Linked DNA regions of Homo sapiens: region 1 is linked to region 2. A link is a loop called in an ENCODE intact Hi-C map of the cell type or tissue named here. Cell type or tissue: endothelial cell of umbilical vein. All regions are shown on one strand. Each heading gives the region's core, and the rest is flanking DNA. Links, peaks and the distances in the headings are about the cores only. Region 1 overlaps TACR1 (tachykinin receptor 1). Region 2 has its middle 120 kb from the start of EVA1A-AS.

Region 1 (15,587 bases), core at 6,524-11,523, 310 kb before region 2:
GTGTGGACCTAATGTCTTTCTCTTAACTTTTCATTGGACTCCTCCTGGGTTTTACTCTGAAAACAGAAAGACAAACCATTGAGATTACGTTAAACATGAGCGGGTTAAGAGCACCCTTTCGGGAGTCATCACTCTTGCTTGAAAGTATCTGATGACTTAAAAGAGACCTTAGAGACTAAGGCAATGGTTTCAAACTTTAAAAAAATAAGTGGAGCCCTTTCATTAAGTGAAATCATATGTAGAAGACTTTACTTCTGCATGTTTTAGAGAAATGAGATGTTTGGCCATGTGGACACATTGCTGAGTCACATGGTGCGCTGGTGGCAGAGGCTGTCAGTACCTTAGGTGAGAGGTGAGGAAAGTGAGGCTGAGAGAGTTTAAATTCTTAATGTAGACACTGGGAGCAGTGAAGGGGAATCTGGGCTTGAAGGTCTTGGCTTTGTCACCACTACCACCCCATGTCCTCTCAACCCAGCCAAACCATAGTACATTACAAAGGTTTTACAAATCTCAAACAAACAAATTTCTGGAAAGCACCACCTAGACTAAAATAAATGCACCAGCAGCTCATTACCATCTTAATCTTCATCAAAATCATCATCATCACCATTCAACTAATTGCCTGTATTTCATTGTTTTGCCAATAAGAAGAGTGTTAGGACTTACCACATACATTTGCTAAAACAAATATACTCCCCACCTCCTTCAAGTCTGCTCAAAGGTCACTTCTCAATGACATGACCATCTTGCTGGGGTGTGCAGTTCCCTGCTGTGCCCTCCCCTGAATGTCCATCCTCCTATCCTGTTCTGCTTTTTCTTTTCTTTCCATAGCACTTTTCACTTTCTAACATATGATATAATTTACTTTGTAAACCAAAAATAAAATTCTAAGGCCCCCCAACCATCTAAACAGACTTCCTCCTCAGCCAGGGCTCTTAAAATTTAATCTGAAAGACTGGTTCAGGCCATGAAGGGAAGTGGGGTCGAACAGGCCTCATCATACCTGTATGGGGCATTAACATCAACACGGACTTTAAACATTTCACAGCCTGTTCTCTCTGAAGCCTGCTAGCTAAAAGCTTCACCTGCATGACAAAACTTTGGTCTCCACAACCTCTTATTGCACCAAACATTCCTTTCTATTGATCCCAAGTCTTTAGACAAACTCAACCAATTGTCAAGCAAAAAATGTTTAAATTTACCTATAGCCTGGAAACTGTAGGTAAGAAACTAAGTGCAAGTTTCTCACATAATGAGCAACAAATGTCAGCTAGTAGTTGTTATCCCATCCCCAATCACCACTCTTTTAATCTGTATGCTCTCTTACACCTTTTGAGAATTAGGACAAAAATTTCTCAAGGAAGAGTGGTGACCGTTCCCCATCAGACCCATAGTGTCACCAAGAATGTATCCCTTATGATCCCAAAGTCATCCTCTCTGAAGAGTAGAGTGTGTGGTCCCAGTTCAGAAGTGTTCCTGAGTAACTTGTGCTTATAACTCAGGACACTTCTGAACTTGGACCATACAGGTCTCCCTGCTTCTGTTATCTCTCAGACTGGTCTGTTCTTAGTCACACTGTGGAAACGGGGCCACCTAGCTAAGCTTCCAGCACTTCTCACCTTATCTGAAAAGGCAGCCACTCTCTGTCCATTAGCATTCTACTCTTCCTTCAAGTTCTAATCAAGATATAACCTTCATTCTTGGCTCGGTTTGCATCAATTCTACCTCCTTCTGATTGCTCATGGAGTAAATTTTTTATCTCACACATTATAGTGCTTCACAGAACTCCTTCCTGCAGTCCTCAATTTCTTATGGGCTCGTAGGTGCAAAAAAAAAAAAAAAAAAAAAAAAATCTCCCCTGAATTTCCGCTCCTAACTCTACCATAACTCATGGTGAACTCGGGAAATTACTCAACCATTCTGGATCTCCTTTACTCCATTTTATAGATAAGGAGTTGAATTGGGTGATGTTCAAGACCTCCTCAGATTTCACATTCTAGGAGATTACAGGCAGTTTAACAGCATGGTTCATGACCAATAATAACATGACATTTCTCATTCACAAGGGCCTGGTAGACCCTTCAACTTTGTCAGTTCCAATCTTTTCCATAATCCTATAAGGGAGGTACTATAATACCCATTTTAAAGATGAGAAAAACTAACGTTCATAACTGTTATAAAACCCAACTTGCTTAAGTGAGTCTGTTATTGCAACAGGGCTGGGATTCTACCCTGAGTCACAGCCTGTGTTCCTTTCTCCTTTCTGATCTGTCCTGTGTCTTCTACTTTTTCATATCACTCTTAGCCATGACTGACAGACCTAGGCACAACAAATGACCTGACGTGAACTCTAGAAGTGGGTTCCAAAACTTAAGAAGAGGGATTCACTCACATTCTCTTGGTTGGCTCTGTGACTTATCTGCTGTATGGGCAGTGCCGTGCACTCTTGGGGCTCCTTGATGCTGGAAGTTGGGCAAAAGGAAGCCCACATGGGGAAGAAGCAGTTCTTCCCCTCACTAATGTACGGCTGTGGACAGGTTATGTAAGTTCTGTAAGCCTCAGTTTACAAACAGTCTTCATCTATTAAATAAGGACAACGATATCTATCTCCAAAGATTGTGAGGAGAACTTTATATGAGGAAATGGGCATAACATCAGTGTGAGGTGTTTGTTTTTGTTTCAAACAAATCTGAATGCAGAACTCAGCATGCTATTTAGTTCTCTCAAAAGCACATACACACACTAGTGAGCAGCAGAGGGTGATGATCTTGTAGGGTGACGTAAGAGAGGGTTTATATCACATACACTGTAGCAAACAACTTAATATTCACATTCTGAGTTGCCTTTCCTCACACGGTGCTAAGCCTCACTGGTTCCTACCTCCCATCCCTCCCCCAATTTTAAAAACCTCCCTGCTTGATTATGCAGAATGCAACACCACCAGCTTTAATTTCCAAACTCATGACCCTTAATGCATTGTGGTGCTCAGAAAACCAAGTCCCTGCCAGTTAATAGGACTTACTCTCTTTGGGCAGTCTTTGGGGTTAAAAAAAAAGATTTTATTTCCTTGTACATTATCATCATCATTTTCATCAACAAAAACTTTACCTGGTAACTTAGAAGAATGATTCAGAGAGATGCTAGAAAATGGGAAATGGGGACATTGTAGCACAATTTTCAAGAGATTCATAGATGGATCAGGAAAATCTAGCACTGGATAAAGTAGCTCTGGAATGAGCCTCCTATGGTCAGAATAACTGAACCGACTGTGTCCAGCCACCAAAGCTCACCTGTCACTCTACACTGGTTGAGTGTAGACTGGAGACTCAGAGCCCCACTGGATTCTCACAGCTACTCCATCTGTGAAAGCTCCTGGGAGAGGGGTAAGGCGGCCTCCAAAGACCACTTGGAATTGCCTCACCCAGAAGATCAGAACCCTACTTTCTGGGCAGATACATGGGATCCTCTATAATCTGGTTCACTAGACCAATCTCACTGATCACCATTCAGTGAGAGTTGCAAAGATACGGAGAAATGGAATTAAAGCTATCAAAATAAGAAAATTCCTGATCAAAAGTTTTCAACTACTTATCTACAGGAAAAGTTATTTTATGTGTAGTAAACTAAATTCATTTACAATGTCTTTGTGAGTTATTAATCATCCGCCAGTGGGAGGCAGGCAACAGGAGAAACAGGCTGTGTATCTGAGAGTGGGACCCCTTAAGAGTGCAAAGGAGAAGGGGAGAGGAGAGAAGGTGACAATATGTTGCAGTTTCATTATTACAATTTACAACAGCCTACACATGTTTAATCCTGATTTTCTTCTCTTCACAAATCAGTTCTCCTGTATGACTTTCCACAGAGCAGAAAATGACTATACCTGAACACTAAAAATTTAAATTTTCCATCTTTGCATAGCATCTATGCAGCAAAAGTTTCACAGATCTCAGGAATTAGAGGCTGGGCAATGAAAGGAAGCAGAAGGCTTGTCAGTGACAGCTGTAAGCCTTGCTCTCTTAGCTAGATTTTCTCCATCAGTCAACTTGGAGCAGAATGAGTGTGATCTACTGCTAATCTCCCCTGTGGAATTCTCAACAAACTCCAGGCTGCACAGGTTATAGACACTAATGAAACGTTATGGGTGAGCATTGAGGACAAAGGCTTTAACATCTGTGAAGTAGACAGGAGTCTGCAGCCCCTGAGCCCACCCATCTGCGTAGACTGCAGGAGCTCCCTGCCTTGTATTTGGTTGGGTGCTGTTTTAAGTCTTTGTGGGGTTACAACTAGCACATTCTGTTTGATTTGTAACACTTCAGCAACCAACCATATAGGCTGTTTGGCAGATAGTCATTTATAAATAAGAATAATATATATTATTCTTATTAAGCATAAGAATGCTGTTAGGCATTTTAAACGGAAAAGTTTCATGGCTATTCCATTGATAACTGGATTTACCTGTGGGGTAACAAGACAAAGCTGAGTGTTTTTGCCTTAGAATCCTGGGGTATTAGAATTGATCTCGTTTAAGAGGCTCTCTCTTTCTACATGTGAGGAAACAGGCCCACAGAGAAGCACAGATGTACTCAGGTCACACAGCATGTTAGAGGCAAAGCCAGGGCTAGAAGCTGAGTCTTTGAACTCTGAACAGTTTAGTGCTCTTACCTGACACCACGTTTTCGTAGTTTTGTTTAAGATACTCTGTCCCATGTGCAGATAGCACCACATGCAAATAGCTCTTGAAAACATATTTGTGAGTGGATGATGACAATGCTGTTGGTGCTGATTTAATTATAGGATGCCATGGGGAAAAAAGCTCTACAGTTTTCTAAATGGAAGGGATAAAGTTGAATAAACAAGAGAGTTAAAGCATTGTTCCAGGTCCAGATTAAATGTTCCATAAATACTCTTTGAATTAAAATAAAGAGAAGTAAGTAGGCTATGGAATTTCGTCGGGTAAAGTATTAAGAAAATAGAACCAAAGCTTCATTTCCTTGATTTTTCCAGGCGCCATGAAATTGTTTATCACTAGGAGGGGTATTCACTGTAGTCCAGGGACCACAGTGGTCTTTGAAGTCTCCCTGCATGGTAGCTGGCCTCTTAAGGCAAACAACATTTACAGAATGTCAAGTCTACATAGTTTGTGATTCTCAAACCCTTCTGTAGTGAGGGTTCTCCAAGACAGTGAGTTGTGGTGCTTGTGGTGATAATGGCAGTGGTTGCATTGGTGGTAGTGATGGTGGTAGTGGTGGAGATGGACATGATGGTGGTGGTGATGATGATGGTGGTGATAGAGGTGGAGGTGGTGGAGGTGAGGAAGTGGTGGAAATGGTGGTGGCAGCAGTGAAGGTGGTGGCAGTGGTAGTGATGAGAGATGTGCCATTTGCATTCAGCGTTCAAGGATGGGCAAGAATTTCAATATGCAGAGTTTGTGGGAATGGAAATTGCAAGCTGAGGAAGCAGAAACATATATATATATATATATATATTTTTTTTTTTTTTGCCCAAGATGGCAAAGAGAACAGCTAGAATATGACTGGAATCATTCAGATTAGCAATGATGAGGAATTCACTCACAGCAGTAGCCTTTAGGATAGAGAAGCTACAGTAAGTATGAGAGTCCTCTGAGGATCAACAGAACTTGACCACTGACTGGGAGTGAGGATGGAGTGAGAGTCATGCTCTGTGATCCTCTCCATGAGGGCAAGGGCGGGGAATTGTGTCCCTTGGTTCTTCCATAGGGTCTGTTCCTGTGTTTAGTACATGGTAAGCTTTCTGAAAATGTCTGGTATCTGTTTAACTGCTTTGAGTCACCCTGGCTGAGGAAGTGGACATGTGGCTGGATTTCACCCTTTTCTTGTTCCTTCACTCTCCCTGAGGGTGCACACTTGGGTGGTGGCACACCCGCACATGATTTTAATTTTCGTGGCTGTAACCCAGTTCATATTTTGGTCAGCCTTCAGGTAATCAGCCAGAGATGCTAGCATTGTATACTGCTCTCTTTCCACAGCCTCCATTAGAGGAGGGAATTCACTGGAGGGTAAGGAGTCTGGACAACCTCACAGAAGAGGTGATATTGATCTAAATCTTGGAGAAGGGTAGGGTTGGATCAGCATGGAGGGAGGGCGTTTCGAGAGGGAAGAAAGCAGGGGCTGAGGTTTAAGCACTGGCACGAATGGATCAGTTTTGCAAAAGTGGGCACTGTTGGATGGACTCATTCTGTCAAAGTAGGAAAGGCCTTAAATGCTTAGGTAAAGAAGCTGGGCTTACCCTCAGGACAGGGGCTTTTGGGTCAGGAGAATTAGCGCTCGCCTAATATCCAGGAGCTCTCCCTCATGACTGGTCTTCATTATAGTTAGTTGACTGACTCTGGCAAGTGGGTATGTGAGCAGAAGTGAGGCATCACTTCCAGTCAAGTCCCCTTAGGATGCTTCGTCCATCCCCCTGTCCCTTCTGTGTGCCCTTCTAGATGCTCCAGGTGGTACAGCTACAAGATGGCAGAGCCTCCATCACCTAAGTTCCTGACTAAGGAGAAAGATTCTCCTGGCCTGGGCGGGACTTACACTGTGAGTGAGAAATAAAGTTTTGTTGTGACAAGGATCTGGGGTTTTGGATTATTTTGTTAGAGCAACTATTTTGACAGCCTCTAAGGCTTAGGATCAAGGTGAGAAATAGTGGAGGCAGTGAGGGGCAACTTTGTACAAAAGGGGACATGTACAAAGTCAAGTCCTCTTCATCTGTGAAGCAATCAGATTCTGCAGTGCTCTTTTGGGCACTGGGGAGAGCAGTTGATTGTAAAACTCATGAAATCCCTCTCCTTTCCTCTGGATACCAGCCTTTGGCCTGTGCTGCTCTTTGAACATCTTGGAGTGGTTGGGTTAACAAGTTTGAAAAGAAGAGCTATACTGAAGTGGAAGCAGGGCCCCTCTGCTCTCCCTAAACATCAGCCAGTCCCAGTGGAGGCTCCTTAGAACTCCCCATGCAACTCAGAGTCCAGTTTGAAAATGCCCTGGTAGCATGAAAGGGTGCCAGATTTGGATTTGGAAGATCTGGATTTAAATCCTGGCATCACCAGTTGTGTGATGGATAAATTTAATTGTGTGTATTGGGGTAAATTTCTTGATCACTTTGTGTTGTATTCTTAATATAAGATTGGATATGATAATTGCACTTTGTATTGTACAGGGCTATTGTGCAAATAGAGAGCAGATGTGTAAACGACACTTTGGTACATATTTAGAGCTTTGCAAATATCTGGATTTTGTTTGTTATCATGAATGCATAGCTGTAAAACTGGTTCAGCTGGGGCCTTACTACACCCTCCCATGTTGTTTATGGTATACATTCCAGAACCTTCTCACTTCTTTCTGTCAGTGACCTTGCCTCCCACTTCACTGAGAATATTGAGAGCTTCCAACATAGGTATCTCAACTTCTCTCTTTACCTCTGCACATCCACTCATTCTTCTCTCTTGCTTCAGTGGAAGATGAGATCCTCCTCAGACCCAGGGCCAAACCCTCCATGTGGGCTCACACCCCATTCTATTACACCTCTTTCAGGACTTTGCTCCAACAGTCAACCCCTATCTCTCTTGTATCTTCCAGTACTTCCATCATTCAGTCAGATAATGTGTTCAAGTCTCTTGTATCCTGGAAAATGACATTACTATAGCATGTTGCCTCATAAAGTTAAGTATTATTTTTCTCTCCTCTTTACCACATGCACTTCTGAGAGACTAGCCCAAGTTCCCCATTTCCTTGTGCATTTGGTGGGAAGAATAGAAGTAGGTGCCTTCTGACCACAATTAAACAGTCAATTAATTTTTCATGGGAGTGATAAATGTGGTCAAATAAAGATAGCGAAGTGTTTTTTTTCAGTCTTTTGTTCTGAGTAGGTACACAGTACTTAAAAAATGTTCTACAATGAAGGAACTAGGTGAAATAACTTGCTAACATTTCTTTGATCCTTTCCCACTCTGGGTTTTCAGCAACACCATTTCTTCATTAGTTTTTTTTTTTTCCTACTGTAGGTGGTGAAACTATTTCTGTTCTGTAAAGTACATAAGTATTTGGAGACTTGACCTAAACTTTCTCTTACCTAATAAATGGCACATTCAGGATTAGAGACAACCTGGATCTTTTTAAATAGGTGGCAAAATCATGGGGCTCAACATGTTAAAAGTAATGACAGTGACAGATCATCACAGAAGAGTCATCACAGAAGACTGTGGGAGGCTAAGCCAGTCTCAGGCACCCTTCCTATTCTCAGTCTTGGGGTGAGCATCTGACCACTGTCCATGCCCAGGGTCACCCAAACTTGAGGCAACTATTATTTACTCTTTAAATCCAAGAGATATTTTGTTTTTTTCTCTTGCTCAGCTGAAATGTGAACAAGTGATTTCTCTCCTCCCTAGGGATCTGCATTAAGGTAAGGACAAATGGAGCATTTGGTCTCTCCAATCCTTACCTGTTCCTGGTGGTAGTACAAGGCCAGTGGTATGCTGGTAACACTTGGCTCTTTGAAAAGAAAAACATCCCCAGTTTGTAGCATTCTGTGGTGTCAATACTTGGGTTATAGCTAATTACAATTTCAAAATACAATGTGATGTCACTGAACATGGAGTTGGGAAGAGATGTGCACAGTTGGCTTTTGCCAGCTGGCTCTGGCACACTGCTGAATATGCCACACATTCTGTTAAAAAATAATACACATACCATAGAAAATCTGAAGATCGTAGAAATGCAGGGCAGATGCAGAGAGAAAAAAAGTACTAGGAGACAGATTCATTCTCCAAAAAGACTTAATAATTTGATATATTCCATTCTCAAGAAAGAAAGACAATTCTATGCATAGATTGCTTTTAGTGCTTAGTTTTTACATCATTGTCATTACCATACTGCAGTTCTGTTTCCTTTTTTTACCCAAACATAACATGAGCATTTTCTCATGTTATCACAAATTTGTCCTAGATGTTTTCATTTTAGAATATAGAATATTCTAATGCATAATCAAACCAGACCATATCATGGCACATTGGGTTTGTTTCTAGTTTTTCATAGAAAATTATCTTTTTTACCTTAAAATTCATCCTCAAATATCCCAGAAATATTTCTTGGAGATGCCTGAGGGAGCAGTTGTCTGATGAGAAAGATGAAGAGAGACCTCTGAGAATAGCTGCCTCAATATTGGCCAATCCTTGAGGACCACAAAGCCTTGAAGTGAGCGACTCTCATCTGTTAAGAGACTTCCAGGCTTCAGTCCCTGAAACCCACATCCCTACCAGCCTTGCTCACCACCACATCCAGCTTGCTCTAGGAGTGGATTCTCATCCCCCAACTTCTGGGTTGGTCCCATTAGCTAACCCAGTCTCTCCCACTTTCCTCTCAAACTCTCCTGCTCTGCCTTTGGGTTCCTGCTTTGTGGCAGGCAATCTCCTGTCAATACTTGAAATTTTAGGAATGTTCTTTTTAATTCCAGCCTTAATAGAACTCTGGCTGCTTCCTGAGAATATGTGTTCTTTGTAGTTCTTGCAAATTAAGGCTTTTTTTTTTTTTCTTTTCTTGCTCTCACATTTATTCCCCTCAGAACCAGCAGGTGGAGTGAGGGTTCTCCTGCTCCTCCGTGCCACTTCCAGACCACTTCCCCTTGTGTCCTGTCAGATGCCACCCCTCTGAGGAGCACATATCCTGCCACATCTTCTTTTTCACTTGCTGCTGTCACTCTCCAGCCTCCTGGTCACTCTTCCCTGATCACTGAGGACCTCAGCTCTGGCTCGGAGCCTCCCTCACTATCCCAGCCTCTGTCTCACCCCAGTGACTTCATCCTCCTTGAGGAGGACCACCCAGCACTCTGGCATCTCAGTGCTGAGACTCCTCATCTCCAGTGAGCTCCTTCTCTCTTTTGCATCAGTTATCTGCATCCTGGCCACACCTGGGATATGCATGACTTTTTAAAACATCCTGTCCATAAATACCATGTCCATCCTCCCAAGTCACTTGCCTGAGTACCTCTGCTGTTACAATTCTCTCTGTGGAAACTCACATTCACTGAACCTGACATTTTCTTCCTATTCCTCAGACTCTTCATGTTTTCTTTCCTTCCTTGTCCATCAATCTAATCACTCCTATACAAGTCACCTCCAATTCCCTTACTCTTTCCTCCTTCTATGATACTCATCTGATAAAAATCTCAGGCTGAGATGAATCCAGCCACCCACATTCTTGCCCACAGCTGCCCCAGAGGCTGAACCCAGGGAGAGGTTTGCGCGGCCAGGTTGACTGATGTCACTGTAGATTCTCAGGCCCCTTTCCTTGCATTCTCAGACACCACACCTCTAGTTTCTCTCCTACCCTGCTGGCCACTGGCTCACAGCCCCTTTTATCAAGTCCTCCTTTTCTATCGACTTCCTCAGGGCTTTTTCTAGACCTTCTTCAGCCAGATCTCCCCAGGTGATTAATCTGTCCCCAAGGTTGTAAATCCATCTATGAGCTTATGACTCACGTTTTTATATCCATACCTCAGACCTCACAGAACACATATGTCCACTGGGATGCATTTCACAGGCGTTTCATGACCACTGTCTTCTTCCAGCATTTATTCCCCATTATTGTTAGAATAAAGCATAAACTCAGTGATCCTACAATACTCTTTATGATTTCCAGCCTGGGATCTCTTCCCTTATTCCCATTCTTCCTCACCTACCATGCCACCCACACCCCCACACACATCACACACTCCACATAGCCATGCTGAGTTTTTTCAGAGAGGCAGGATGATGTAGTAGCTAATGAGTGAGCTCCAAAGACAGACTCCCTCAGTTCAGATTCTGGTTTTGCCACATACTTGCTGGAGCACTTGGACAATTTGCCTACCACTTTGAGCTGCTGAGGGGATGAAATGAGATGATGCATGCAAAGTTCTTGGCAGAGTGCCTGGAACATCATAGGTGCATAATGAATGCTAGCAATTATTATTTTTAAATTTAGTTTCTTTGGCATAAATTATAACCTCTCTTTCAAATCTTTGTGCATGTGGTTGTCTCGATTTGGAATTCTTTTTTCCAACAAACTCTGCCTACTGATTTGCTTCCCTCATCCTCCAAATGCCATATGACTAACTCATATCTAACCTCCAGGACTCAGCTGATTACTATCTTGGTCTGTTGAGCATTTCATGACTCTGTGGTAATGAATGGCACTGTGGATTTATTGCAGCACTAACTACTGTATCCACATGCTTGCTTCCCTGCCCAAGTGTGCAGTAGACTCTAAGAGCTTTAAGGTGACGAGTGTGATAGGTCATTGTTTTATCTATAGCATAGTACGTACTATAAAGTAAGGGTTCATAAATATTTGCTAAGTGAATGAATAAAATGATAAATCACATTGCAGAGCCATAGCTCTCTCATTGTGAGAATAAGTCAAAAAATAATGTTCTTGGTAACTATAAGGAAATTTTGTGGTTCAGAAGAATGCAACCTTCAATTCACTGAATATTTTTGGTAACATAAATGTGTCCCCTGAAATAGATTACTATAAGAAAAAAATACTGTTGAAATAGCTAATTTATGTACTTAATAACATCTGTCTTCAAGAAACAAAAGGAGACTTCCATGAAATGAGTTCCAATGTCTATACCCAGACAACCATGATGAAAAATGTGGTTGCTGTATTAAAAAAAAAAAGAATGATGAATAACATGTTGGACACGGCAGAAAACTGAATTAGTCAGGCAGAGGACAAGTTGATTATTCACTGAGAATATTTTAGAAAAAGGAAAACAAGGTGAAAATAAAGATAAGAATATAATAGAAATAGAAGTGAGATTCTCAGCAATCCTAGCTTCTAATAAGAAGATATTCCGAAAGAGATAAAAATAATAGAGATGAAGCAAAAAATAAAAATGATGTAAGCATCTTTTTAATAAGTCCTCTCATTAATGATACTTCAAGACTTTCCATATTAGTAATACTAATAAATAAAGCATCTTAAAGGTAGATGAATGATCACTGTGTACCAGACACTGTGCTAAGGGTTTTATATACAATATTTTATCTAATCCTCACAATAACTCATGATGTAGGTAATATTATTATTCCTAATTTTCATATTGAGGAAACTGAGGCTCAGAGGAGTAAAAAGTAACTTGCCAAAGTCACATAGCTCATGAGTGGTAGCTCCACTGTAGATTACTTTGGGAGTGAGCTCTTGACTCACATTGGGCAAATCGTCATCATGATTCTGGAACTGCACCTGATAAATAAATGCTAGGTTCTCTTTGGCAATTGAAAATAAAGGCCGGGCACGGTGGCTCACACCTGTAATCCCAGCACTTTGGGAGGCCAAGGCAGGCAGATCATTTGGGGTCAGGAGTTCAAGACCAGCCTGACCTATATGGTGAAACTTCATCTCTACTGAAAATACAAAAATTAGCTGGCCATGGTAGCACATGCCTGTAGTTCCAACTACTCAGGAGGCTGAGCCACATTGCTTGAACCCTGGAGGTGGAGGTTGCAGTGAACCGAGATCGTGCCACTGCACTCCAGGCTGAGTGATGGAGTGAGACTCTGTCTCTCCAAAAATAAAAAATAAAAAAATAAAAAAATAAAAATAAAGACATGCCATATGGGTTGCTTGACTAGTGGCATGCTGGCATATGTGAGATAAGCAGAGGCTCAAAAAGCATTAGTGCCATGGGGTTTGTCCTCTTTTCCTGCTTTTGAACTCAGGCCACCATAAAGAAGCTTAAACTCGCCTGTTGGGTAATGAGAAACACATGGTTCAGTTACCTCTGTCATCCTGGTTGACAATCTTCCAAGTACAAGATAAGTGAATAAGGCTTCCTAGGTTATCCAGCAGCCACATGACCCATAGGTGACTGCAGACATATGAGACACTCCCACAGAATTCAGTTGAGCTGGCACAAACCAGAGCAGCCAGCAATCCACAAAATCATGACCTAAATGGACAGTTGTTACTTTAAACCACTAAGTTTCGGAATGATTTGTTACGCAGCAGGAACTAACTGATACACGATCTTACTTCTATTATTTGAAGCCAAAGGTTCTAACTGTAATAGAGTAAATTTTTTTTTTCAGATCTAAAATATATCTTGGTCTGAACATTGACAGTAAGTGTTAGGTTATGGGAAGACTTACTATTTAAATCCTGTTTGGATTTTCTAGATTAACATATAATCATACAAGTATCTTGGGGGGTACATATTAGGTTATCCACAAAAGAAGATATCACTTTGCCTTCAAACAACAAAGGAGCAATCTATGCTGAGCTTAAAAGAAAAAAAATTATTTATATATTTATAAATCGTGATATTCCCACAATTTATACCCAATCAAGCAGCCATTGGTAAGTATATGCCAAATAAAGGTATTATCAAATATGTAAGAAAGTACTATTTTCTGCAGAGAAACTACCAAAAGACATGATTCAGAATGATGGATGATGGATCAAAACTGAAAATTCAAAATAATGAGGCCATAGAACTAATAAACTGGTGATTATCAGTAAAATAAAAATATATAGAGATGACAGTAAATCATTGTTTGTGGACCATAATTATGAAATGGAATAGAAAACATTTTTAAGAGAGCAGATCTCTATTACTTGTTCCCAACTTATTTGGTCTTGGTATTTCTTTACACTAATAAAAATAATTGAGGACTCCCAAAGAACTTTTGTTCATGTGGGTCGTATCTATCAATACTTACTATATTAGAAACAAAAGCAGAGAACCATTTGACAGTGTTTGTTAAGTTGTTTAAAAATAACAATAATATACCTAGAGCCCAGGTGTTGGTTTCTAATATCATTCCCTAATAGAAGAAACCAGGGCTTCTTAGAGAAGTGGTTGATTGTAGAACTGGGGCAGGAAATATACAAGATGAGCCTGGAGCATCCTGTAGTAGCACAAAGTAAGAAAGTCCTCAAAACACACGACACAACACAAAAAGCACAAAACTAGAAACTAAAAACAAAACAAAACCCTCGAATCCCTGTAAGTATGGAATATGTCATAATGGGGTATGTCAAAGAGATACAGAAGCAACCTGAAAGTGGCCCCAATGGCCAAAACTGGAACAATTTGAGCAATAAAATAAATTGAGTAACTCAAAGAAATTATACCCTGAGACCAAAATAAATACCCATGAGTCCATACTAACATAAATAAATGATTGAATAAATAAATAAATAAATAAATATGTAAATGATGGAGAAGAGACAAATCTTCAGTGCATAAAAATTGCAAAGAATTTATGTAGCTACTCTGCAGTAAAGGAGTAGGAACATTCCTCTCCACTCCTTAAGGATAGCCTTCACACAGTAACTTCCTTCCAAAGACTAGAGTATGGGAAAGAGGGGAAAAATAATAATTTTAGTATTTGTGGAGAAATCTGACAAAGATGGTGGAGTAGGGGATACAAGCCTAAGTTGTTATCAGTTTCAAATAGACTGTTATAACTGTCAGATATTTTACATAAGCCTCATGGTAACCACAAAGCAGAAACATAAAGTAGATACATAAAAGATAAAGAGAAAGGAATCAAAGCATACTATTATAGAAAATAGTCAAATCACAAAGGAGGAGAGCAAGAGAGGAAGAAAGCAACAAAGAATCTACAAAACAACCAGAAAACAATTGACCAAATGGCAGTAGTATGTACCTATCCATAATTACCTTGAAAACAGAAAATAAGTGAATTAAATTCTCCAATCAAAGGACACAGAGTGCTTAATGGATTGAAAAATTAAGACTAAAGTATATTCTGCCTGTAAGAGACTCATTTTGGCTTTAAGGACACACAAAGACTGAAAGTGAAGGGGTAGAAAAAGATACGCCATCCAAACAAAAAATGAGCAGGTGTAGATATACTTGTATCAGACTTTAAGTCAAAACTGCAAAAAGAGGAAAATAATATAATTATATAATGATAAAGGGGTCAATTCATCAAGAGAATATAACAATTGTAAATATATATGCACCCAACTATATAAAACAAATATTAATTTAATGGGTCTTAAGGGAGAGATAGACAGCAACATAATAATAGTAGGGGACTTTAATAAGCCACTTCAACAATGGATAAATCATCTAGACAGAAAATTAGTAAGGAAACATAGGACTTGAAACATGCTTTAGACCAAATGTACCTGACAGACATATATGGCACATTCCATCCAATAGCAGCAGAATACACATTCCTTTCAAGCACACACAGAATACTCTCCAAAACAGATAACATGTTAGGATGTAAAACAAGTCTTATTAAATTTAAGAAGACTGAAATCATATCAAGTATCTTTTTTGACCACAGTGATATGAAACTACAAATCAATAACAGGAGGAAAAATTCTCAAAATACGACATACAAATGGCTTTCAGGTATATGAGAAAAATGCTCAGCAGCACTAATCATCAGGGAAATACAAGTTAAAACCACAATGAGCTATCAGCTCAGAACTGTTATGATGGCTATTACTAAAAAGACAAGAGATAACAAGTGTTGGAGAGGGTGTAGAGAAAAGGGAATACTTGTGCATGGTTGATGGGAATGTAAAATATTACAGCCATTG
Region 2 (15,587 bases), core at 4,431-9,430:
ATATATGACAAACCCACCACCAACACCATACTGAATGGGGATAAGTTGAAAGCATTCCCTCGAGAACTGGAAAAAGATGAGGATGCCCACTTTCACCACTTCCATTCAACATAGTACTGGAAGTCCTGGCCAGAGCAATCAGACAAGAGAAAGAAATAAAGGGCATTCAAATCGGTAAAGAAGAAGTCAAACTGTCACTGTTTGCTGATGATATGATCGTATATCTAGAAAAACCTAAATGCTGATGATATGATCGTATATCTAGAAAACCCTAAAGACTCATCCAAGAAGCTCCCAGATCCAATAAATGAATTCAGTAAAGTCTCAGGATACAAAATCAATGTACACAAATCAGTAGCACTGCTATACAACAACAATGGCTAAGCTGAGCATCAAATTATAACTCAATTCCTTTACAACAGCTGCAAAAAAATAAAATACTTAGAAGAAGTCTACTTAACCAAGGAGGTGAAAGATCTATACAAGGAACACTACAAAACACTGCTGAAAGAAATCATAGATGACACAAACAAATGGAAACACATGCCATGTTCATGGATGGATAGAATCAATATTGCGACAACTGCATACTGCCCAAAGGAATCTGCAGGTTCCATGCAATTCAAAATACCATCATCATTCTTCACAGAATTATGAAAAAAAATCCTAAAATTCATATGGAACAAAAAAAGTCCACATAGCCACAGCAATATTAAGCAAAAAACAAAACAACAACAAAACACATTTGGAGGCATCACATTACCCCACTTCAAATTACACTACAAGGCAATAGTTACCAAAAAAGCGTGGTACTGGTATACAAATAGGCACATAGACCAATGGAACAGAATAGAGAACCCAGAAATAAAGCCAAATACTCGCAGTCAACTGATCTTTCACAAAGCATACAAAAACATAAATTAGAGAAAGAACACACTATTCAATAAATGGTGCCGGGAAAAGTGGCAAGCCACATGTAGAAGAGAAACTGGATCCTCATTTCTCACCTTATACAAAAATAAACTCAAGATGGATCAAAGACTTAAACCTAAGACCTGAAAACATAAAAATTCTAGAAGATAACATCAGAAAAATTCTTCTAAACATTGGTTTAGGTAAAGAATTCATGACTTAGAACGCAAAGGCAAATGCAACTGATACGGTTTGGCTGTGTCCCCACCCAAATTTCATCTTGAATTGTAGCTCCCACAATTCCTAGGTGGGAGGAACCTGATGGGAGGTGATTGGATTATGGGGGTGGGTCTTTCCCCTGCTGTTCTAATGATAGTGAATAAGTCTCATGAGATCTGATGGGTTTATAAAGAGGAGCTCCTTTGCACAAGTTCTCTCTCACCTGCTGCCATATAAGAAGTCCTGTTGTTCTTCATCTTTTGCCATGACTGTGAGGCCTCACCAGGTATGTGGAACTGTGAGTCCATTAAACCTTTTTTTCTTTATAAATTACCCAGTCTTAGATATGTCTTTATTAGCAGTGTGAGAACAGACTAATATACAACAAAACAAAAATAAATTAATGGGACCTAATTAAACCAAAAAGCTTCTGCATGGCAAAAGAAATAATCAGCAGAGTAAACAGACCACCCACAGGGTGGGAGAAAATATTTGCAAACTGTGCATCCAACAAAAGACTTACATACAGAATCTACAAGGAACTCAAACAAATCAGCAAGAAAAAAAACAAATAATCCCATCAAAAAGTGGGCAAAGGATATAAATAGACAATTCTCAAAAGAAGATATACAAACGGCCAACGAACATATGAAAAAATGCTCAACATCATTAATTATCAGGGAAACGCAAATTAAAATCACAGTGAGATACCACCTTACTCCTGCAAGAATGGCCATAATTCAAAAGTCAAAAATTAATAGATGTTGGTGTGGATGTGGTGAAAAGGGAATGCTTCTACCCTGCTGGTGGGAATGTAAACTAGTACAACCACTGTGGAAAAACAGTATGGAAATTCCTTAAAGAACTAAAAGTAGAACTACCATTGGATGCAGCAATCCTACTGCTGGATGTCTAACCAAAGGAAAATAAGTAATTAAATGAAAAAGACAGATGCACATGCATATTTATAGCAGCACAATTTGCAATTGCGAAGATATGGAACCAACCTCAGTGCCCATCAACAAACAAGTGAAAGAAGAAAATGTGGCATATATACCCCATGGAATACTACTCAGCCATAAAAAAGAATAAAATAATGTCTTTTATAGCAACTTGGATGAAGCTGGAGTCTATTATTCTAGGTGAAGTAACTCAGGAATGGAAAACCAAATATCCTGTGTTCTCACTTGTAAGTTATAAGTGGTAGCTAAGCTATGGGGGTGCAAAGTTATAAGATTGATATAATGGACTTCGGGGACTCAGCAGGGAAGTTTGGAGAAGGTGAGGAATAAAAGACTACATATGGGGTACAGTGTACCCTGCTCAGGTGATGAGTGCTCCAAAATCTCAGAAAGCACCACTAAAGAATTTATCTATGTATCCAAAAACCACCTATATCCCCAAAACTACTGAAATAAAAATTAAGTAGAAATTTGTGGTGTTTCTATACACTAAAAGTGAATTATCTGAAAAAAAATAAAGAAAATGATCACACTTACAGTAGTATCAAAAAAGTAAAATGCTTGGAAATAAATTTAACCAAGGAGGTGAAATATCTGTATGCTGAAATCTGTAAGGCATTGATGAAATAAATTGAAGAAGACACAAATAAATGGAAAGATGTCCTATGTTTATGGAGTCGAAGAATTACTATTCTTAAAATGTCCATACTACCCAAAGTGATCTACAGATTCAATATAATTCCCATCAGCAAGTTGGAAACTCCACTTCATACTGGTATAGCCAAGGACACAGTACTCCTTCAGCTCCCTGTGGGAGGGCTGTTATCCTAAGGAGCAGAATGTCAGCTTTTTTCCACCCTGTCTTGTGCTCCTTACGCTATAATGCTGGAAGTTGATCTCCTAATCTTTCATTTTATGTCTTTCATTCTGTGGCCTGTGTTTTCTATGTGCATTCCTTCTGGAAATTTTTAGTATATTCTGTTCTTGATATTTCAGAGATTATTTTAAATATATCTTCATATATTTTAACTCTTTCATTAAAAAAATAGATCCATTGTATTGATAAAATTATCATATTTCACTCCCTTACTACCCTTTCCTTTCCTCTGTTGCTTGGTCTTTGCTGATTATATCATATTATTATTCTTAGCTTATCCAGTGTTTATTTTTAATTCTAACTGTATTTAATGCACTAATTGGTTTATAAATATCTGTTTTTAAAAGCTAATTTAATGTCTATGCTTACATTACCTTGTAAATTATTTCCTTCTTAACCTTTGATATGGTCTGGCTGTGTCCCCCCCCATATCTCATCTTGAATTATAGCTCCCATAATTCCCATGTGTTGTGGGAGGGACCCGGTGGGAGATATTGAATAATGGGGGCAGTTTCCCCCATACTGTTCTCATGGTAGTGAATAAGCCTCAAGAGAGCAGATGGTTTTTTAAAACAAGAGGTTTCCCCTTTTGCTTGGCTCTCTCATTCTCTCTTGTCTGTAGTCATGTAAGACCTTCCACTATGATTGTGAGGCTTCCCCAGCCATGTGGAATTGTAAGTCCACTAAACCTCTTTTTTAAAATAAATTACCCAGTCTCAGGTATGTGTTTATCAACAGCGTGAAAATGGACTAATACAACCTTCCAAGTTCGTTTTATAATTTCTAAATTATTGTATTTCATAATATTTACAGTTACAACCATAACTTGTAGAGTTGTTTTAATCTCAGCCTTACAATTAAATCGACTTTATGCTCACTGTCAATCTGTTTGCTGGTTTCCTCATTCATCTATCTGTTGGCTAAAATTCATTTGGTCATTTCTTCAAGAAGCTTTTATGGGAACTGTATTTTCCTTTATATTAGAACTACAGTTTAATTGGATATAAAATTCTTGGGCAATACTTTTTTTTCAGCTAAACCTGAAGATTTCATAGACACTGGTGTCTTTTAACATTGAATGGTTCTTAGAGAAACCTGAAACCACACTGATTCTTTTTTCTCATTTAAGTTGATAGGTTTGAATGGATGCACAATAGCTTTTTCTTTTCATTATCTATGAGATCCCAAAATTTTGTAGGACATGTCTTAATATTAATTGTTCTGAAAATCTCTGTATACACTGTTTTGTCTACTCAATCTAAGACTTACCCTGTCAGGTCCTTTTACATCTTTGGGAAATTTTCTTGAATGATACCTTTCAAATTCTTTTTTGTTACATTTGTTTTGTTCTCTTTTGAAGAACATTAACTATGCATAGGTTTAATCTCATAAGACCTCCATTCTTATTTCCAATCTATTGCTATTATTTTTTCCTAATTCCTCTCCTTCTTTCTGTAATCTTTTTAAAATTAGCATGTAATAGTTTTACATGCTTATGGGGGTACAGTGTGATATTTTGATACATACATACAATGTATAATGACCAAATCAGGGTAATTAGTATATAAATCACCTTAAAATTTATCATTTCTTTGTATTGGGAACATTCAAAATCTGCTCTTCTAGCTATTTGAAAATATAGAATAAGTTATTATTAACCATAGCCGCCCTGCAGTGCTAAAGGACACTAGAAAGAATTCCTCCTACCTAGCTGTAATTTTACATCTGTTAACCAGCCTTTGGCTATCTCTTCCTCCCCACTACCCTTCTCAGTTTCTAGTTAACACTATTATATTCTCTACTTCCATGAGATCAACTTATTTCACTTCCACATATGAGTGGGAACATGTGGTATTTATCTTTCTTTGCCAGACTTATTTTATTTAATATAATGTCCTCCAGACTCACCCATATTGCCACAGGATTTCATTCTTTTTCGAGGCTGAATAGTAATACATTGCGTATATATGCCACATTTTCTTTATTCGTTAATCTGTTGATAAACACTTTGGTTTATTTCATACCTTGGCCATTTTGAAAAGTGTTGAAATAAACGTGGGGGTGCAGATATCCCCTTGACATACTGATTTCCTTCCCTTTGAACATACACCCAGTCGTGGGATTGCTGGATCCTATAGTAGTACCATTTTTAGATTTTTAGATCTTTGAGGTACCTCCATACTGCTTTCCATAATGGCTATACTAATTTCATTCCCACAAACAGCACACAGGTTCCCTTTCTTCCAGCATATCCTCTCCACATCCTCTCCAGCAGATTTTGAATGTTCTCATCCATAAATGGTTGAGGTGATAGGTATGCTAATTACCCTGATTCAATCATTACACATTGTATACATGTATCAAAATATCACACTATATCACATAAATATGTAAATGTACTGTGTCAATTTAAAAAATCATAAAAGCAAAAAAATAAGAAAAAATCAAGAAACCCATCTCATTTACAATAGTCACACAAAAAATATAAACTTAGGAATAAATATAAACATGGATGTCAAAGATCTGTACAATGAAAATTATAAATATAATAAAAAATTAAAATGGACACAAAAAAGTGGAACAACATTCATGTTTATGGATTGAATTAATATCGTGAAAATTACCATAGTGCTCAAAGTTAACTACAGATTCAATAAAATCTCCATCAAAATACTAGTGACATTCTTCACAAAATAGAAAGAAAAATTCTAAAATTTGTATGAAACCACCAAAGATCTCGAATAACCAAAGCAATCCTGAGCGGGGGGAGGGGGTGGGGAAAGAACAAACCCGGAGAAATTACACTACCTGACCTCAAAATATCTACAAACCTATAGTAACCAAAGCAGCATTGTACTGGCACAAAGATAGACACATAGGCCAATGAGACAGAATAGAGAACCCAGAAATAATTCCACACACTTAGACCTAACTGATTTCTGACATTGGAGAAAGGAAAATTTCTTCTGTAATCTTTTAAACTTTGTTCATTTATATTTCATTTTGCTTTTTTTGTTTCTGATCCTGCTTTTTTGTCTCTTACTGAGTGTATTAGTTTCCTAGGGCTGCCACAACAAACTACCACAAACTGGGTGGCTTAAAACAACAGAAATTTATTGTCTTACCGTTCTGGAGGCTAGAAGTATAATTTTAACATGTAAGTAAGTTTGGTTCATTCTGAACTGTGTGAGGGAGAATGTGTTCTGTGCCTCTCTTCTAGCTTTTGGTGATTTGCTGATGCTCTTTGGCGTACCTTGGTTGTAGATGCGTCATCCCAACCTCTGCCTTCATGTTTGCATGGTATTCTCTTTGTATGCATGTCTATTCTCTTCATATGGCGTTCTCGTTTTAAGGATACTAGTTATATTGAGTTAGCGAACCACTGTACTCAAGTGTCACCCCATCTTTTTAAAAAAAATTTTTATTTTTTGAGACAGACTTTCCTGTTGTTGCCCAGGCTGGAGTGCAGTGGCATGATCTCGGCTCACTGCGACCTCCGCCTCCGTAGTCATACTTTACACTCCCACAGATAGACCCTACAACATCTACTCGTTGGTCTAAATTAGGTTATGTTGCTTCTTGCTTGCTGAGTGTGCTCCTGACTGTGGAGAATTCCTCCCTCTACTGGTTTATCCTGAGAATTGCAACAATTTCTCTGTATATCACGCCTATCAGGGTCCCAGGCAAAAATTCTTTTAACCCGGTGGAGTAAATTTCCCAAATTCCTCATGACTGTGTGAACACATGAAGATATAATAAAATGGGGTTCGTCACTCTATCTTATACATCACATTACCATACTGCAATGGTTCTGAAACTTTTATTCACGTACTAACATCTCTAAAATAAGACTACATCTTCTAATCAATGGAATCATACAATTGTTATCAGTATTGTGATATAGTTGTTATTATAAATCTAATACAAAATTAAAGTGGACACAAAAAAGTGGAACAACATTCACGTTTATGGATTGAAAGAATTAATATCGTGAAAATTACCATAGTGCTCAAAGTTAACTACAGATTCAATAAAATCTCTATCAAAATACTAGTGACATTCTTCACAAAATAGAAAGAACAATTCTAAAATTTGTGTGAAACCACCAAAGATCTCGAATAACCAAAGCTCCTGTGCATGCAGGAGCTTCCTCATAGCTGTTCATATTGTTACCACTTCAAAAGAATTATGCTCATTGTTGATGCTCTATGCATTAAATTTAATTGACATGTGCAATGTACCCAAATTGAATACACTGATTAATCACTGAAACAAAATGTTATTAAGTACACAGAAAGGTATGAAAATAGTGTCTCAGGGCATAAATTTTATATCAGTAATGCACATACTCATTGTTTTAAGGACAACTGCATTTCCATATTTTCTTACAAAGCAACAACCAAATGCTTTATAGGACCTAAGAAAGAATGGTATGCATGAGTAGGTGACTTTCTATTATGATGTTCTATTGTTAAGATCTATGCAAAACGATTGCCTATCACTGACTAAGCAGTACAACTGGAGGCAGAAGAAATTGCAAAATACTCCAGGATAGATTAAAGAATTTCGAGCCAGAGAGAGGCTATGTGACCCATTCAGGTTGGGTAGAAATATCATTAAGGCATCACATATCAATTTGTTAGAAGCTTCCTGTTGTCACATTTGATGGCAAAATTTTACTGTACTAGACAGCTAAAGAGCATCCATCCATCATAAATCTCCTTCTCTCTGTCTCTTTTTTTTCTCTCTCTCATTTGAGATGTAAGCTCTTTCTCTTTTTTTCCCCCAGTCTAAGGCATACTCTTTATTTTTCTTATCTGGGTCATGGCTCTTTCTCTTGAGCACACATATCTTATAAGCTCTAACTGCCGAACTATCTTTTCTTTCCTGAAAATCTCCCTCTGGGTTCAAATAGCTTTTCTTTGGCTATCTGCCCTTTCCTTAGTTTTCCACATGTTATTGTTAACATATGGTGTAATTATAGGTGATTAATACTAAAATGAGAAGTAATAAACTATAAACAAGCAGAAAAATATTAGAATTTCACTCACCCATTTCCACGTATTGCCAAGGATTTTGGCATCATCTGAAGGCAGAATAAAAACTAGAATGCTTATCTGCATGTAGATTTCCCTTTTGTATTTTCAAACTTTTTAAGTAAGTGTTCCAGAATATCCCTGTCAGTTGCCGTATCTCTTACTGTGTGCTTCTGGCTCTTATGAAGGCTTATATCACACTTCACCTCACGGAAAAGTTAACTATATTGGGGGATCTGCAGGAGGAGATAATCATCTTGGCCCCAGAAAAGCTGGAATGAGTCTCTGAGATTTTATGTCAATGTAAATCCAGGCCAAAATGAAATACTTTGAGATGAACTTAAAATCTTTCATTGACCTTTATGTGGAGGCTCTTATCTTTATCATAATACATTTTCTATATTAATATAATCTAGCTTTTTGGGGTCTTTTCTGACTTCTCTAGGATTCTAAAGGCATTCTACATACTACAGGAGAGTTCTGAGTGTTTTCAAGGTTACTAAAGTTTCCCACCGCTCACTAGAATTCTATTTTCTGAGTATTTTTTACCCATTTCCATCCATGCGAAGTTTCTCTTCTGAGCCTGGCATTATTTTCTTTTATTCCACTCAAGTCTTCACAAAACACATCTGCCTTTTGACTCTTGCTATCTGGGCTGTCAGCCGAAACCCACAATAGTGTGGAGCCTGTGAAAGATGGCTCAGCCTTTTGTGTTGTATGCATCCATTCAAAAGGACTCTATAGGCAGAGTTAAGCAGACATACAAAATCTCCCTGCTTCTCACCCATTAATTTCAGTCACTTTCATAGTACAGAGAAAACCCTTTCATATTTTAGAAGTTGAATTTGCATAAATGTGCATAACACTGATGTTGCTGCCCTTTCCCTTCAACTATTTTCTGTTCCAGTAATTCATCACCACCTGCCCTTGCATCCTGAAGATTTATGTTTTGAAAATCACATGAGAGTAGTTATATGGCTCATTATTCTCAGGGAAACATGCTTTCAGTGTATGATGGCTCTTTGCTCCTTATCTCTGGGCGCAGAAAAATCTTGCCTATTTGTAGGGCTCTGTGCCATGCTCCGTCTCCTTCTGCACATCGTTGTCTATTTTTCTTTCTTTTATTAAATTAATAAACAAAAATTTATAACCACATTTAAATGCACATAAGAGAGAGCTCTCTGTAGATGAACATTCTACATATGTGTAACAAAAAAGAAATAGAAAGTAAATGAGAATGTTTCTGAAGTTTATTTTCCCATGAAGCATAGACTAGGTAAAAAATTTATGTCTTACTGAACTTTCTAAAATTACCTAAACTTCTTATTTATCAAAGCACACTATCTCAGCTACTGAATTGCATCCCAAAATAAACTAATGACATGAAATTGTTAAGTCTTCCCGACCCTAATGGAAGGTGCCAGTTGACAAGACATATTGTGATGACTATAGCACCAATAAAATAAGTTCAACAAAATACAGCTAACTATAAAAACACGTGAGAGGTTTAATTTTTTAAGTTTTAAAATATTTGTTATTCTCAATATATACATCTATAGCATAGCAAAGAGACAAAATAGGATAAAATGAGAAAAAATATCAACCCAGTAAAACACTCAGCAAAATAACTATACTAAAAACAAACAACGCACAATGGGAATTGGGGCTGTCATATCCCATAAAGTAGTTCCAAGGCTCAATAAATGTCAAAGTGAAAAATCTGTCATTGAGGAGATTAGACGAGAGCAGGAAGAGGTAGATTGGTCTCATAGAAAGAAATAGAAACACTTTTTAAAGAACTAAGGACTAAAACCTTACACCAGAGCAACAATAAATTTACTCCAATGGCATAAATGGGTTTTTACAAGGTAAGGTATGACTCATAGCAAAAATGTTGCTTTCATGATGGCATTTTTTAATAAAAAGAGAGAAAAAGAAAAAATAAATTAAGGATTTTCTCAATAGTTTGGCAATCATTGGCTCTCCATTCAATTTTGAGAGTAAAGTATTACAAAGCTGATTGGGTGTTTTCTGTGCATGAGAGAGGCTTGTTGATGTGTGAGTTTCAGAAAAGAGGGGTGGGGATTGGGCTGTTTCTTTGGAAGACACCCTAAATATTAATATGCTTAAGTCTTATTACACTAGTCAGTTTCATAGAGAGGAACCTTCCAATATCTTGCCTGTCATGGAGAGAGGCTATGGCAGCAGAGGTAGAAGCTTGGATTTCAGATTTCTGGGAGCCAAAAGGGGCCTCATCACTTAGTATTCTGACTTCGTTTAGCTCTTGTGTTTTTGGCATGGCACTCCAACTCTTAGCTAAACCTGAGACTTCGATTTCTGCAAAGAGTTATAACTTCTCTAGTTTTTTTATCCCAGTGTGGGAGGAATGGTCTTGTGAGTGTACTGTGAGGATGGGGGTGGCTGTTTGTTTTACTGACTTTTGGCAAATTCTTCTATTTCCAGTGCTGACTTGTACCCATAACTTTAGTCTTCTTCAATAAACTCCCCTTGATTTTTTTTTTTTTTTTTGCTTCCCTGTGTCATCCCTAAAAACCAATACTTCTTCCCCTCGCACTACCACCAATACCAGGTATTTGAGTTTCGGTTTTCTTTAATCTCTTCAGTAATTTAAGACTCATCTATTCTCAATTCATCTTCTAAATATTATAGACCTTTACAATCTACTGTGACTGACTTCGTTTCTTCTTTTTTAAAAACATTGAGTTGTACTTTTTCATTCCTTTGTTGTCAGTTTTATAGGAGTTGGGAAGGGAGTAGAAGTAAACATATTTAACAAGAAGTTCCTAACAGTTTAATAAGACACAGATGTATGTTTTATGAAGACATTTGCAAAGGGGGTTCTCATGATAAATGAGGTTCACATCTTAGGAAGTAGGTGACAGGTCTCACTCACAACAGTAACAGTGAATTTTATTCATAGGATGGTTCAACAAAGCTATGGTAATTCATAAGAACTCACAGATGAAACTCCATAACAACCTACAGTATGCGTAAGTTTGTGGGGTTGTCACTTGATGCTGAGACATACGAGGGGCATGACAGGTATGGACCTTGCCATAGGCTTGACGCTCCTTGTATACAAACTTTATGGAACTCTAATTTCACCTCTTTCCCCAACTATTCCCTCTTTGAGCTTTAGTTTGAGCTTTATAGAACCCTAATTGCACCTCTTTCCCCAACTGTACACCTCTTTCCCCTGATTGTGGCCTCTTTGAGCTTTAGTTCATTATTTGTAAAATAAAGATAATTTTACCTACTTCATGGTGTAGATATAAGGATTTAGTGAGATAATGCATGCAAAAATATTTAGCTCACTGGAGCTCAGTCAATGATAAAGTTAAATATCCAGAAGTTCCTGGATTAAAGTCAAGACCTGGAATACATCAGTTAGCTTGTTTCTGCTTCTATATCACATTTTTTTGGGACAGTTTATTCCATCTGTAAGCAGCTCTGATGACTGGAAATCTCATCTTTATGTCAAGCTTATTTTATTATCTCATTCATCCTTTAAATGGCTAAGGTCAGCAGTGGACAGGATGGAGCCCAGCCCTGCCATTATGGAACATACAGTCAATGTTATGACTTTTTATTTTTCTCCTGAATCTTTCTATCTGATCATTTTCCTCTTGTCTTAAGAATATGTTTTAGAATTTTCTTTAGCATGGGTCTGCTAATAGTGAAATCTATTTTTATTTGCCTGGAAATGTTCCAAATTGTCTTGATTTTTTAAGAATTTTTTGAGAATAAGAATATTATAAGAATATTTTTACTGCCTGGATTGGCAGTTCTTTTCTTCCGGCAAGTTGAAAATATCACATAACTGTTTTATGTCCTCGTTGCTGTTGTTGAAAAGTCAATTGTTAGTCTAAACCTTGCTCTTTTGGGAAACTCTGTCCTTTTTTCTCTGACTACTTTTGAGGTGTTCGCTTTACCTTTAGGTTTTCTTTAACTCCACTATGTTCAGTTGCAAATTTCTTTTTATTTATTTTTCTAGCACCAGAGGCACATCTCTGGTCTCAGGCACCAGGCTGCCACATACAGACACAGACTCCAGGCCTGGCTGACTCCAGCCTGATTCCAGGCTGGTCCCTGCAGCTGCATCCTCCATATTGGCCCTTATTGCCTCATGTTCCAGCAGACCCAGGGTCCAGATCCATACCTGAAGACCCAGAACACAGACCTATCTTCATTTGCTCAGGCTCCAGATCTTCCCCAGTCCCAAGCTAGCGCCTATGGACTCAGGCTCTAGGCCCATCCCAGTGGACTCAGGCTCCAGGCCTGTCCCAGTGAACACAGCTATCAGGCCCATCCTAGTACCAGGCTGGCCACTGCAGACTTAGACTCAAGGCCCACCCCAGCACCTGGTAAGCCCCTGTGAACTTAGGTGCCAGGCATCCACCTGCTGACCAAACCTCCCCAAAGACTCCAGCAGCAAGCCTCCCCACAGACCACACCAGATAGCCTGCCCCTGCCCAAAATCTCTACATGGGCTGACTGAGGAAAGCTTTCCCAGACAAAACCAATCTGCAAATATTAGAATAAGTCTCTACTTTTTCAAATGTGCAGATATCAGTGTAAGGCAATAAGAAACATGAAAAATCAATGAGATATAACATCACCAAAAGAACACTATAATTTCCAATAGCTGACCCCAAGAAAATGGAGATACAAAAAGTGCCTGATAAGGAATTTAAAATAAGAGAGAAACAATTTAATTAAGTCAGGAAAACAATAAATGACCAAAATTATAAATGTAACAGAGAGATTGAAATTATTTTTAAAAAACAACAAACAAATTATGGAGCTGAAAAACACAATAAATAAAAATTTTTTAAATGTAACAGAGAGCATTAACAACAGAATTGATAAAGCAGAAGAAAAAAATCTGTGAAGTTAAAGACAGGTTATTTGAAAATATACAATCCGAGAAAAAAATAAAAAAGAATGAAAGGGAATGAAGAAATCTTACGGGATTTGTGGGATAGCATCAAAACGGCAAATGTTTGAGATATAGGAGTTTAAGAAGGAGAAGAAAGGGACAAAGAGATAGAAAGTTTACTTAAAGAAATAATAGCAGAAAACTTTCCAAATTGGGGCAAATGTAAATATCCAAGAAGAGGAAAGTCAAAAGCCTCAAATGAAATCCAATCCAAACAGGACTATCCTAAGACATATAACCAAACTGAAAATTCAAAGACAAAGATAGGCTCCTGAAAGCAACAAGAGAATATAAGCAAATCACATGTAAGCAGAGCTTTAATAAGGCTGATAGCAGACTTCAGCAGAAATTTGACAGGCAAGGAAAAAGTAGCTTCACACAGTCAAAGTGCTAAAGGAAAAATATTGCAGACTGAGAATATTGTACCCAACAAATCTGTCCTTCAGGAATGAAGGAGAAATGACTAAGAAGAGCTGAAAGAGTTCATCATCACCAGAAGTCTTATAAGAAATCTTAAAGGGACTCCTCTAAGCTGAAAGAAAGAGGCACCAATTAATAACATGAAAACATATGAAAGTATAAAACTCACTGTCAAAAGTAAGTACATAATCAAATTTAGAAAACTCTAATACTGAAATTATGGTGTGTAAGTCACTTATTTCTTTAGTAGAAAGCTTAAAAACAAAACTATTAATAACAACCACAATAATTTGTTAAGGGATGCACAATATAAAAAAGTATAAATTATAACTTTGAAAACATAAGATGGGGGGAGGTGAAATAAAAAGGTTGAGTTTTTTAAGTACAATCAAAATTAAGTTGTTTCAGTTAAAAATAGCCTGTTATAACTACAAGCCTCAAGGTAACCACAAAGCAAAAATCTATAGTAGATTCACAACAGATAAAAAGTATGGAATCAAAGCATAGAACTAGAGAAAATCATCTAATAAAAAGAAAAACAGCAAGAAAGGAAGAAAGGAAGAAGGATCTATAAAACAATCAGAAAGCAGCAAAATGACAGTAGTAAATCCTTACCTATAAATAATTACTTTTAATCCTACTACTGAGCATATATCCAAAGTACATGAAATCAGTATGTTGAAGAGATATTTGCACTCTCATGTTCACTGCAGCACGATTCACAGTGTCCAAGATATGCAATCAACTTAAGTGTCCATCAACTGATGAATGGATAAAGAAAACGTTGTATATGTACATAATGGAATGCTCTTCAGCCTTAAACAAGAAGGAAATTCTGTCATTTGCAACAACACAGATGAACTCAGAGGTTCTTATGCTAAGTGAAATAAGCCAGGCACAGAAAGATAAATACTGTATGATCTCACTTATATGTAGAATCTAAAAAAGTTAAACTCACAGAAACAGAGAGTAGAATGGTGATTACTAAGAGGTGGGTGGGAAGCAATTTAGGGAGATGTTGGTGAAAGGATCAAAAATTTCAGTTAGATAGAAATAAGCTCAAAGGATCTATTGTACAACATGGTGACTATAGTTAATGACAATGTATTTTATTCTTGAAAATTGCTAAGAATACATTTTGTGTTCTCACCACAAAAAAGTTATGCAATGTAATGCATATATTAATTAGGATGACTTAGCTATTCTACAAACGTATATATTTTAAAACATCATGCTGTCTAAGATAAATATATATAATTTTGTTAATTTAATTTTTTTTATTTTAACAAAGATTGGTCATGATTTGAAGAGCCGTGGTTTCAGGTTGAATCCCAATAATTATTTGAAAGGGAAAGAAACATTATATAGTTTTGTATTAGTTCCTTATTGTTGCTGAATCAAATTACCAGAAATTTACCTGCTTACACCACACAAATTTATTCTTTTATTATCTGAAGGTTAGATCTCTAACATTGGTTTCACTGGGTTAGAATCAAGGTATCAGGCAAAAATGCATTCCCTTCTGTAATCTCTACGGAAGAATCTGTTTCCTTGTTTTTTTCCTGTGTCTAGAGGCTACCTGAAATGCTCAGCCCATAGCCCCTTCCTTCATCTTCAAAGCCAGCAATGGTCTATTGAGACCTTCTCATAACACCTTACTCTGACTTTCCTCTCATCATCACGTCTCCTTCTGTGATTTCTTCTGCCTATCTCCTCCACTTTCAAGGACGCTTATAATTACACAAGGCTTCTCTTGATAATCCAGGATAATCTCTCTATCTTGAAGGCAGCTGAATACCAACCTTAATTCCATTTGCAATGTTAATTAATTCCCCTTTGCTGTATAATGTAATAGATTCTAGAGCTTAGGATGTGAACATCATTGGGAGGCCATTATTCTGTCTATATTGTGTCCCAAGGGTAGATTATTGAAAAAGAGACAGGCAAGGTATCATGGCCCCAGGAAAATGAACTGGGGTGCATGGCAGAGCTCTGGTTCTAGTGAGGAAATAGAATGTAGATTCAGAACTAAAAGTGATACTTATTATGTGTTTTGGGAACTCACAGAGGGAGTTGGGGAGCTGTTTTTGTTGGGTGAGGATAATGACAAAAATTCATGCCCATATTGACATATTTTGTATGCACTTAGGTGCTAATTCCTGCTCAGTCCTGACTCCATTGGCCCTGCCCCAAAGTAGGCA

Evidence for each region. Peaks named below come from ENCODE experiments on the same cell type or tissue, not always from the same donor. Only the 100,000 strongest peaks of a DNase experiment are listed, where the experiment ranks them.
Region 1: it touches region 2 in a loop (14-fold over the local background); 7 of 110 quality-filtered maps call a loop at or near these places.

Annotation. Positions count from the first base shown.
Region 1 is chr2:75,089,375-75,104,961 of GRCh38, forward strand. The region is part of intron 2 of TACR1 (tachykinin receptor 1); the gene reads right to left. It overlaps MIR5000 (microRNA 5000), which reads left to right and starts at 1,438; the gene lies at 1,438-1,540. RefSeq lists a silencer at 3,171-3,375. In endothelial cell of umbilical vein, for the core only: a CTCF peak has its summit at 9,596 (motif pointing right); no DNase peak of the experiment used is centred there.
Region 2 is chr2:75,397,553-75,413,139 of GRCh38, forward strand. No RefSeq gene overlaps it. Among named protein-coding and RNA genes, the nearest start is that of EVA1A-AS, 120 kb to the right of the region's middle. RefSeq lists an enhancer at 6,444-6,503. In endothelial cell of umbilical vein, for the core only: a CTCF peak has its summit at 6,592 (motif pointing left); a DNase peak (open chromatin) is centred at 6,589; H3K27me3 peaks cover 694 bases.